Regions from separate parts of the Homo sapiens genome. Here region 2 is linked to region 1. The links are chromatin loops, found by intact Hi-C in ENCODE. Cell type or tissue: sigmoid colon. All regions are shown on one strand. Links, peaks and the distances in the headings refer to the core of each region. The heading gives the core; the rest is flanking DNA.

Region 1 (5,375 bases), core at 178-5,177:
ATTCAACAAATATTTATGGAGCATCCAGGCCTTGTGTTAGATGTTGGAGATGTAGAGACAATCATAACCATAGTGCTGGCCACTGGGAGAAACATACTCATAAGCTGTGGAAAGTTTCCAGGAGAAAGTTGTTGTCATCCTCATCATCAACATCATCAGGGTTGTCATCATCATCATCTTCATTGTCATCTTCATCATTGTCATCACATCATAATGAACTTTATTCTGTTTTCAGAATTCCATATGCATAATTCACTTAATCCTTGCAACAACTCTATGAAGTCGATACTATTATTACCCCTATTTTATAGATGAGGAAACTAAGCACAAAGAGATTTAATAACATGCTCAAGTCAGACTGCTAAAAAAATGCTAGAGCCGAGATTTGAATGTCAGTGGTTTGATTCCAGAGTCAGAGAAGTAGCTATGGCCATCAGTGCTTTACTGCATCATTTAGTGTCCTGATGAACCTTGGTTTTATGAGACATTAATAGACATTCCAGAAGGAAAGGTGGGGTAGTTAAGCAGTTGAGAAAATGCTGGGCCAAATGAGGGAAACAAGTAGCTTTCTTTATTGCAGGCCTTCTCAGAAGCTTTAATTTGTTAAGTTATTAATTTCTAAAGGCAACGGTTTCTAAACTTAGCTGAACAGGCTTTCAGGGTTGGACACACCTATCAACATTGCATGGAGCTGGTATGTCACGGAATCCAATATAAGGAAGGCTGTTTTGTGGCTTGTTTTTCCTTGCCATTCCTACTTGTTTTTTTACTTCACCTTTCTATGACAACTGCATGGGCATCCTAATACCACTCACTCTACTCATGTGACCCACCCAGTGTAGGTGGGTGGATTTCATGTTGAGGATGTTCTGACACTCCATCCTCAATGGCGTTCGTTGTGTCAGTAATGAGGCTGGTGTGGAGTAGAGCAGACACTGAGCTGGGCTGGTGGGGTGGCATATAAGGGCAGGAGGGCACCAGGAGGCCAGCTAATAAAGACCACGTATGGTCTGCTGAAATACCACGTGACAAAGCAGGGCCGGTGTCTGGAGTCTCAAACAAGGTGTGGGGTCCAAGCTGAGGTTGATCTTCAGAATCCAGGCTGGGGCCAAGGGAGCAACTGACTGTCCGTCATGTCTGCAGGGCTGGCCCAGGCAGTGGGTTTGTCCATCCACATTAATTCTGGCCATAGCAGCTTTGCTGTTGATCTTGACTTTGGTAACTTCCCTAGTGGGCCTCGCAAGGCCCAGAAGATTTTTGCTGGTCCCTGCATGAAGCAGGAATGAAGCAAGACTCACATTTTTTATTTTGAGTTGTATTTATAGAAATCCTTCTGGAATGATCTACATGCCTGGTTTCTTATGACCTTCAGAATATGGGAGGCAGTTCATGGGGCAGGAGTTTAAGCCAATGTGTGTTCCTGACCTGGTGAGAACTAAACTTAAATCAGACTAGTGGTCCAACTTCTCAGAATCCCAACTCAGAAAAAAAAAAAAGTAAGATAATGAGTTTTAAAGGGAAGGGATGTGAAAATGGAAACTCTTTAAAAATAGGGCAGTGGCAGGATTGTGTGGGGGTGTGGATTTGTAGTTGCTGGAAGACTCTATGGGAGGTTATCAAATGCACTCATCCTCATGGCCTAGATGGCTGGTGGCCTTCCGAAGTCCATTCTTCCTTTTCAAATAACACTGCTGCCTCGCTGAAAAGACTTCATGTCCCAGCCTCCCTTGCAGCTAGGTGAGGTGATCTGACTAGATTCTGTCTGATGACGTGTAAGGAGTATTGTGTGGTAATTCCAAGAAATGTCCTTGAATGAGAAGGAATAACCTTTACCTACTCTTTCTTCATCTGGGTGCTTGGAATGCAGACATGATGCCTGGACTTCAACAGCTGTTTTAGACCATGAGGTGACCTGCCAATAATGGTAAATTTTGAAGACAGAAGGTGACACTGTGGGGCCAGCATACCAGCCCAGGGCTTTCTACCTCTGAACTTCTTTTATGTAAAGGAGAAATAAATTTCTGTCTTATTTAAGCTACCGTTATTTGCAGGGGGGCTGGCAGGAGGGAATTTTGTTATATCAGTGAAACTGACACAGCCATAATTTCTAACCAAGATGGCTTGAAAAACAAAATTCTGGAGACCTGAGGTCAGAGTGGAAACCCTGAAGTGGAAACCCCAAAGGCCTCGGGGTGGTGACAAGCTCTCCTGATGGGCCCAGGCTGCAGCTGCTTACTGCCTTTTTATCCTTCTATTTGGCTAAATCAGAGAAAGAGATGGACATAGGGTGGTGGGGAGAGGAAGCTATGACTGGTCCTAGTGAGGCTGGGCTGCCAAATGTCTTAGTCTGAAAAGGGAACAGGTTTCATATGGACAAGATGGAAGAACTGCTTGTTCCCTCTGGAAAGTTCTATTAAAATGACCAACCCAGACACACTTTAATATTAATGGGAAATTCCTCTCGTTGTTTATGAAATCATTTTAGAGTTGATTTTAAAAAGAGAGGAGAGAGGGGGGAAAAAGCTGTTTGTTAGCTCAACGAAGCCCCAGACAATTATTTATAGATGCATCTGAGTGGCTTGTTTTAACACGGAGCAACTGTCTGAAAAGACTCCACTTTGACACCAGTAAGCACCCCTGGCACCAAGAATAAATTTATGAATGTCTTTTATGAGAGTCAACAAACTAGACAAATAAGCCCACAGACCGTCTTCACTTCGAGAACCAGAACAAAGAGTCGTATTCGTCATTGGCTCTGGGCAGGAACCACGCCAAGCTGAGCAGCCCTCGCTCAGGCCGGATGTTCCCCTCCAGCTAATGTGATTTCTTTGGGCACTGCCACGGTGGCAGGCAGATGCCTGGTTTATTTCCATTCCTCCGCTTCTCTGATTTGTTTGGGTGGCTAAATATCTCTTTCCCAGGAGAACATCTGCTCTTTTAAAAATGGAAAAAAGCAGGAAGACCTCCAAGCTGTTGGGCAGGAACTCACCCTCGAGTGAGACCGACCAGAATCTCATAAAACGTTTCTTCTGGGGTCCCCGCCACATCTCAAGAGAGGGCCCAAGCAGCTCCTTTAGGGGTCCTGGAACCCTACCCGCTTGCATGTCCTTCAAGGCAGTTTGAATTCTGTGCTATGACGCCTGAGGCTTAATAACTGCTTTGGCCAAGTTTAGGTCATTTTTCTTGATGTCTCATTTATAGATGTCTTCTTACCATCACTAACACCCATGGTTTGGTTGGAAATGAATCCACAGCAATGCAGAGGTGCAACAAAAATATGGTGGAAAAACTTCTAACTTGGTAGTTAAAGGGAACTTAAATACTTCTGAATGAAAAGACTCTTTGGGGAGAAATAATCTTTTTTTTTTTTTTTTTTTCTGTAGAGATGGGAATCTCACTATGTTGCCTAGGCTGATCTTGAGCTCCTAGCCTTAAGTGATTCTGCAGCTTGGTCTCCCAAAGTGCTGGGATTACAGGCATGAGCCACTGCACCCAGGTGGGGGGCTGGGGGCTGGGATCATCTTTTAGAGCTTCTTCCCTCCCGCTTCTCCTTCCATTTTCCCCAGGAGATCTCAAGGGGCCAGTGGGTGCTCAATAGCGCTGTGACTGTGTGGGGAGCTTCTGCAGCCCTCCTTTGTACCCTGCTGTGGCGCAGCTGATGGGACCCAGTCCCTGACATCCTGCACGTGTCCTGAATGGAGGTTTTCACTTTTCCTGGTCTCTTTGGGGCCACAGAAGCACCCACTACTGACATCAGTATTTCTCCATTTCCTTGGTGGTGAGGTCCTTGTGTTTGGACGCAGGCTGGTCCCACTGTGTGGGCCTCTCTGGGTCTGCTGGTACTGGCAGATCCTGTCTCCCAACCAGTACTCAAGGGAGCCTCTGGGTCTCCTGACCACTGCCCACTAGGAGCACTGTCTCAGCCTGGCCTCTTGGCCTAACCACGACACGTGGCTATTTCTATTTTGCTTGGCCATATGATGTTGTAGCAGGGACATTCTGCGAGATGGTTTCTGTATTAGTTTGGTAGGGCTGCTGTAACAAAATGCTACAGAGTGGGTGGCTTAAGCAATGGTAATTTATCTGGAGGCTGGAAGTCCGAGATCAAGGGGCTGTCAGGGTTGGCTTCTCCTGAGGCCTCTCTCCTTAGCTTGCAGGCTGCCACTTTCTTGCTGCCTCTTCACACGGTTGTCTCTCTGCATGTGTGTCCCTGGTGTCTCTTCCTCGTCTTATAAGGGCCCTGGTCCTACTGGGTTAGGGCTCCACCATTAAGGCCTCATTTAACCTAATCATGTCTTTAAAGACCTTATCTCTAAGGATGGTTCCATTCTGATATCCAGGGGTTGGCCCTGAATGTATGAATTTTGGGGGAACACAAATCAGTTTGTAACAATTTCCTTTCCCTTGATTTATCTGGGGGTTCTTCTTGCTTGCTGGAGCTCTCCCTCACCCATCTAGCCAAGGTTCAGGAAGGGGTATGGTTGCTGGGTCTGCAGAGATCAGGCTGAGGGTGAGACCATCACCCCACCTCCTCCACCCCTCTCAATCTCTCTGCTTCCTCCGAGCCACTCTCCAGGCCAAAGGGGCTCTTCTTTCTTTCTGTGGGGGAGAGAGCTCCCCTCTTGTCAAATCCTGCCTTTTCTCCAACTAGTGCATTCAGACTAGCACGCAGTGTTCTTTGCAAGGGAAGCACTTTGGAGTCTAAAAATCCCTTTTCTTAATGAAGCCTGACTTTCAAAACTATTTTTTTTTGCTGTTGCCATCACAAATCTTATTTGAAATTCAAAGCTCAGCCATTGCTTGGCCCTCTGAGGCAATGAATGGTTGGGGAGCTGTAGGGTGACTTGATTTACAGGAAAGAAAAAATCATTTGATAGGATATTTTCAGAATTATTATTATTTCTGCATCATGGGTCATGTGATTGATGAATATACACAGCAGAAATAATTCTGAAAATATTTTTTATCTAGTTTAGACCTTTTAGTTTCTTTTCTTTTCATTATAAAATGCAATACGTGTTCATCTGAAGAAATTTGGAAAACAAATTCAGAGGGAAAAAAATTATGCTTAGACTTAACATCCAAAGACAGGTACTGTTATCATTTAGCCTGTTTCCCTCCTATCTTTCGTTTATGAATTTTTGGGGTTACTTTTAATTTAATTTACATATATTTAAAAACTGGTTATATATATGTTTATATATATGTTTATTTATATATACATATATATATTTTATATATATGTTTATATTTTTATATTACATATATATATTATATATATATATTTTTTGAGACAGAGTTTCACTCTTGTCGCCCAGGCTGGAGTGCAATGGCGCAATCTCCACTCACCACAACCTCCGCCTCCCGGGTTCAAG
Region 2 (5,375 bases), core at 252-5,251, 58 kb after region 1:
CGCACATGCCCATGTAAGTGTTTGCTATTCTTATTACTTTTGTTCCTCCCCCACTTCCACCGTGACTTCCTGTGGAGAAGAGGCCTGTTCTAGTCATCTCCTGGTTTCCAGTAGCTACATCAGGTTTGGCACAGGGCAGTCCCTCGGTAAGTGTGGGATGGATGGCTGAATAAATGGATGGCTGGAGCAGATTTTATTTCTCCTAAGCTTTAGAGTGGCGAAGAGAACTGTAGGGAACGCTGATGGCACAGCTTGGAAAAGGTGTGCAGTGCGGGGCAAGCTTCCCACCAAATCCCTCTCCTCCTGCAGGAACGCAGAATCTTCTTGGGGAAATTCTGTGTCTCTTCAGAGACATTTGGCTAAGTTCAGTCAATGCACCAGCAGTGAAAAAGCTGGTGTCTGGTAGTGCACACCCTCAATTTGGAAATATGATTTTAGAAATGTGAAATTGTGAACAAAGGAGGGGCATCTTAGAGCTGAGAAAGTGCACTGTTTACGGAGTGCTCACAACGCACCAGGCACCTCGGACACTTTCCTGATAGCCTTCACTTCACTCCTCAGTTTGCAGGGAAGAGACTGAGGAATGTTTTGGTTCACTGTCTTGCATAAGCCACACAGCTAATAAGGGCTCCTCCTGAGATTTGCACCTGGGTCTCTCAGGCTTTGGAACCCTACCCTTTTCACTGATTTTCACTGAGAATGTGTAGCTGCCTGTGACTGGGAGAGGGGTTCTCACAGGTTCATAGCTATCTGTATGCACAGGGTACAGTCTAATCTAAATATGAATAAGTTCACAATTGCTGCATTCTTGAATCATTTGACAGCTAAATGATTGACTCATTCAGGGGAAATTTCATTGCTAAAAAGTAGTATCAGTGGTATATACCCAAAAGAATTGAAAGTAAAGTCTCGGAGATAGATTTGCACACTCATGTTCATGGCAGCGTTATTCACAATGGCAAAGGGAGGAATCCACCAACTGTCCACCAACAGATGAATGGATAAACAAGACGTAGTGTATACATGCAGTGGAATATTATTCAGCTGCGAAAAAGAAGGAAATTCTGACCTATGCTATGAAATAGATGAAACTTGAGAGGATATTGTGCTAAGTGAAGTAAGCCAGACACAAAAAGACAAATACTGCATGATGCCACTTACATGATGTGCCTGGAATAGTCAAATTCAGACAGAAAATAGAATGGTGGTTGCCTGGGGCTGGGGGCAGTAAGGAATGGAAGTTATTTAATGGGTACAGAGTTTCAGTTTTGCAAGATGAAAAGAGTTCTGTGGGTGGATGGGGCTAATAATAGCACAACAATGTGCTCAGTGCCACTGCACTTAACACTTACAAATGGTTAAGATGGTAAATTTTATGTTATGTGTGTTTTACCACACACACAACAGAATAAATTCCAGCTGTGTGGGAGAAGTTTGATATCTTATGATGGGAAGGATTTGAACTTGGCTTTAAGGAACTTAGGCTTTTCCAAACTTTACCAGTTAATTGGCGGTGAGTGCGAGTCAGCTGTGGTTCTACTGGGTACCCTAAGTACGGTCAGTACTTCAGCAACTCGTGGGTTCTGGGACAACTTGAGTTGATAATCTCCCTCCCTGCCTTCCTTCATGTTTATCAAATGCCTACTGTGTACCATTCACCCTGCTAGACACTGGACATGAAAACACGTATTCTGTGCGCAAACATACTCATATTTTCTCCCATTTTTTCCTTCTTTCTTTCTTCCTTCCTTTCTTTCTTTCTTTTCCCTCCCTCCCTCCCTCCCTCCCTCCCTCCCTCTCTCTCTCTCTCTCTCTCTCTCTTTCTTTCTTTCTTTCTTTCTACAGAGCCTTGCTCTGTCACCCAGGCTGGAGTGCAGTGGCACAATCTTGGCTCACTGCAAGCTCCACCTCCCAGGTTCCCAACATTCTCCTGCCTCAGCCTCCCAAGTAGCTGGGACTACAGGCACTCGCCACCACGCCCGGCTAATTTTTTGTATTTTTAGTAGAGACAGGGTTTCACCATGTTAGCCAGGATGGTCTCAATCTCCTGACCTCGTGATCCACCCGCCTCGGCCTCCCAAAGTGCTGGGATTACAGGTGTGAGCCACCGCGCCTGGCCCATTTTTATTATTTCTATTGGTATATACACACTCTCTGTTTTGCTTGATATTGGTTCATGTCCCATTTATTTTCTGTGATGATTTATTTCAGTAGAATGAAAGGATTGCTTCTGCTTTAACCTCTGATGCTTTATCAAGGCCGAGCTGAGGGCTGCACTATCGGGAGCTTGGTAAGCTTGGGTGGCTGGCCCTGGCGTGGGGAGCGGGGTTGCTGAGAAGTGCAAGTGGGAAGGGCCCCAGAGAGTCACTGTGCCCACAGTCAACTGAGTGTTTTCACATTTTTCCCAGTCTGGCATCGTGGGAATTTGCCTGGCCTGCTTTATGGAGAGTCTGACTTGGATTCTGAGGGCTTGGAAAGATAGTCGAAAGATTATTCCCTTCCCTGAAATAGCCATGCATTTGTTTAAAGACTTGACACCGTTCTGATGCTGGAATTTCCCTCTGTGTTTATTTTCACATCTGGGTGATGGTCTTCTGCCATAGGAGGACTTTTAATGAATCACTTCGGAGATTGCTTTGAATGTTTCCCAGACAGGAGGGGGCTGGTGCTTGTCTTTTTTCTGAAGCCTTACAGGGCAGGACTGACTTGGCTTCTCGGCTGGCCGCCTGGCGCTGTCCCTGGGGGAAAGCAGACATTTCTCATCTTTCTGGGAAACCTGTGCCTGCGGAGTTTCTCATCTCAGGGCCCTCTTTCTACGTCAGCAGGGGAAAAAAGGTGGAATGGACTAGAAATACAAGAGATAGACTGGGTTTAACTGGTTCAAGATGTACTCGGTGGCGTTGCCTGGGGTAGCCACTGGTAGACACTTCCCTTCTGCTTCCATAGGCTCCCACCTGCCGTGTCCAGAACTCCAGGAGACAAAAACGGCTGGGGTCACCTTCCAAAGTGCAACTTGGGAAGTTATTGGCTACCAGGGGTCGTTTGATGGATGTTTGTCTCCAGGGCTTGCAGGACAGGCCGGGGTCTCTATGTCCCCGGAGGTCAATGTCCCTGCTCGCTCTCAGCCTGACAGGTCTTTTGCGGTCACCTCCCTGCTCTGTGTCCTTCTGTCTCCTGTCCCACCCATACTCCATGTTCCAGCCACGTCTCATGCACTGGGCATTTTCCAGTTACCTCCTCCCCAGAGCCTCACTCTATTCGTCTCTGCCCAGCTCTGCACCCCAGAAGTCTGACTGCAAGGGATGCTTGGCCGGGCTGCCCTGCCCCAACCTCTGGCTTGTGGTTGGGTTGGTCATTGGGGGAGGGGTCCCACAAGAGATCTGAGGAGGGAGGAGAGAGGTGGGGGGTATTTATTCCCTCAGCGGTGCCTTAGAAGTCTCAGATCCTTTCAAGGTGGCCCTCTCCACATAATTTTCTCTTTCTGTATTCAGATAACTGCTGCCTCCTTCCATCTTTTGCATCTAGGGGTCGTACGGCACCCCCCGCCCCCACAACTCCTGCACTGTCTCTTGTGGTTTCCCTGTAATGCACACACACCTTTGTTAATAGTCCATTTTCTAAACTCATCTTGAATTCTCTTGAGTATTCCAGCTGGAATTCAGACGATCTATACACAGTGTCATTTTACACACTGGTACATGTTCCCATGCTGTTTCTCCTTTTCTTTTCTTTTTTCTTTCTTTTTTATTTTTCTGAGATGGAATCTCCCTCTGTCACCCAGGCTGAAGTGCAGTGGCAGGATCTCGGTTCACTGCAACCTCCACTTCGCGAGTTCAAGTGATTCTCCTGCCTCAGCCTCCCAAGTAGATGGGATTACAGATGCCCACCACCATGCCTGGCTAATTTTTGTATTTTTAGTAGAGACTGGGTTTCACCATGTTGGCCAGGCTCTGGTCTCAAACTCCTGACCTCAAGTGATCTGCCCACCTCTGCCTCCCAAAGTGCTGGGATTACAGGCGGGAGCCACTGTGCACGGCCCCATGCTGTTTCTTCGACCCAGAATTCCCTTACGTTGGCTACCTGTTGGTCTGTTCCTTGTCCTTCAAAATCTGCGGAAATGTCACCTCTCTGAAGCCTGCCTTGAGTTCCTCATACGAGTTAATCACTCTCTCCTTGGCCATCTACCTCTCTGAATGGTGGCAGTCTTGTCCGTGTAGCATCCTCACGCTAACCCCGTGCTATCTAGGACATGTCCAAACTTTTCCTCATCAAAATTTTACAAAGTTTAATTTCTTTAAGGTCTGATTATGTGACTGTCTAAAGAAACTACTTAAATTCCTGGTTCAGAGTAGATGCTTCATAAAAAGATTAGACTACTCCATGCTAAAGTGTGGATGGGCTGTGTGGTTTAATACATTATTCCTCCCAGGGACACGCCACATTTATAAGGGAACTTTCAGAGTTAATATTCCACCCAATGAATCCTAAATTGGTAAGAAGTGAAGTGGGTCACTTCACGTCCTGCCAAGTCAAGGGGTCTTCTTCTGGGGCTCTTCAAACTGTACCAAGTCCAAGGCTTCCCTATCTGTAGGTTGGAGAAACAGAATCATGTCAGGTCAATCTCCAGCATGCAGAGGCTGCTTGGAAAAGTGAGCCAGGTTGCTCAATAGTGGCTTAGGGGAGCTGTGTCTGCGGAAAAAGATAGATGTGACTGGACACATCTCTGCTCAGCTAATATGTGCTTCCAGTACTATTGGAATGTGATTTTCTAAATTGTGACTGGCCGACTTTCTTCTCTTGTGGTTGAGTTTGCAATAACATAGACTATGACTCTAGTTTTGCCAAAGTGGAAAAAAATGCCATCCAATGGATTTTTATGGTGGTTCTTAAACATTTTTTAAAATGTTATTAAAGACGGAGCTCAGTGAGTCTTTCCTGTCCCACTTTGGGCTGATGAACCAAGGCACAGACTTACAAGGTTGGGCACGGGCAGCCAGGGATGCTACCTCAGGACGTGCCAACACCAGTTAAGTCGCCCTGTGTAATTTTGCCTAAAAATGGAGCTACCTACATAAGTACAAATCCAGAGTATTTTGACCATCCCTGGCTTAGGGCAGAGATCAAAACAAAGCATCTCAATCCTCATTAGGTTCAAGAATCCAGGGAGCCTGCTGTGTTCCAAGAAGCCCAGATACATCTTTCAAGGACTCCAGAGTCACAGCTCACATCTTAGGTGGTAGACAGAACCAAGTGAAACTACCTATTGCAAACTGCCCTCCTCCCTGCTCTGTGAAGAAGTGGGGACCCATCTGACATATAGTTTCACAGTCAAGATGCTTAGGGACATCTTTTCCAGCAGGGTCCTATGGACATCC

The links. Hi-C counts contacts between places; a loop is a spot of excess contacts. Peaks named below come from ENCODE experiments on the same cell type or tissue, not always from the same donor. Only the 100,000 strongest peaks of a DNase experiment are listed, where the experiment ranks them.
Region 2: a loop joins it to region 1, with 2.7 times the contacts of the local background. A loop is called at or near these places in 2 of 110 quality-filtered maps.

The regions. Positions count from the first base shown.
Region 1 is chr5:173,417,570-173,422,944 of GRCh38, forward strand. The region is part of intron 1 of LOC105377732 (a long non-coding RNA gene); the gene reads left to right. Among named protein-coding and RNA genes, the nearest start is that of MIR8056, 73 kb to the left of the region's middle. In sigmoid colon, for the core only: no CTCF peak of the experiment used is centred there; DNase peaks (open chromatin) are centred at 2,288 and 2,782.
Region 2 is chr5:173,475,188-173,480,562 of GRCh38, forward strand. It overlaps LOC105377732 (a long non-coding RNA gene), which reads left to right. Exons shown (of 15, transcript XR_001743001.1): 5 at 2,212-2,290. Among named protein-coding and RNA genes, the nearest start is that of LINC02995, 100 kb to the right of the region's middle. In sigmoid colon, for the core only: no CTCF peak of the experiment used is centred there; a DNase peak (open chromatin) is centred at 2,730.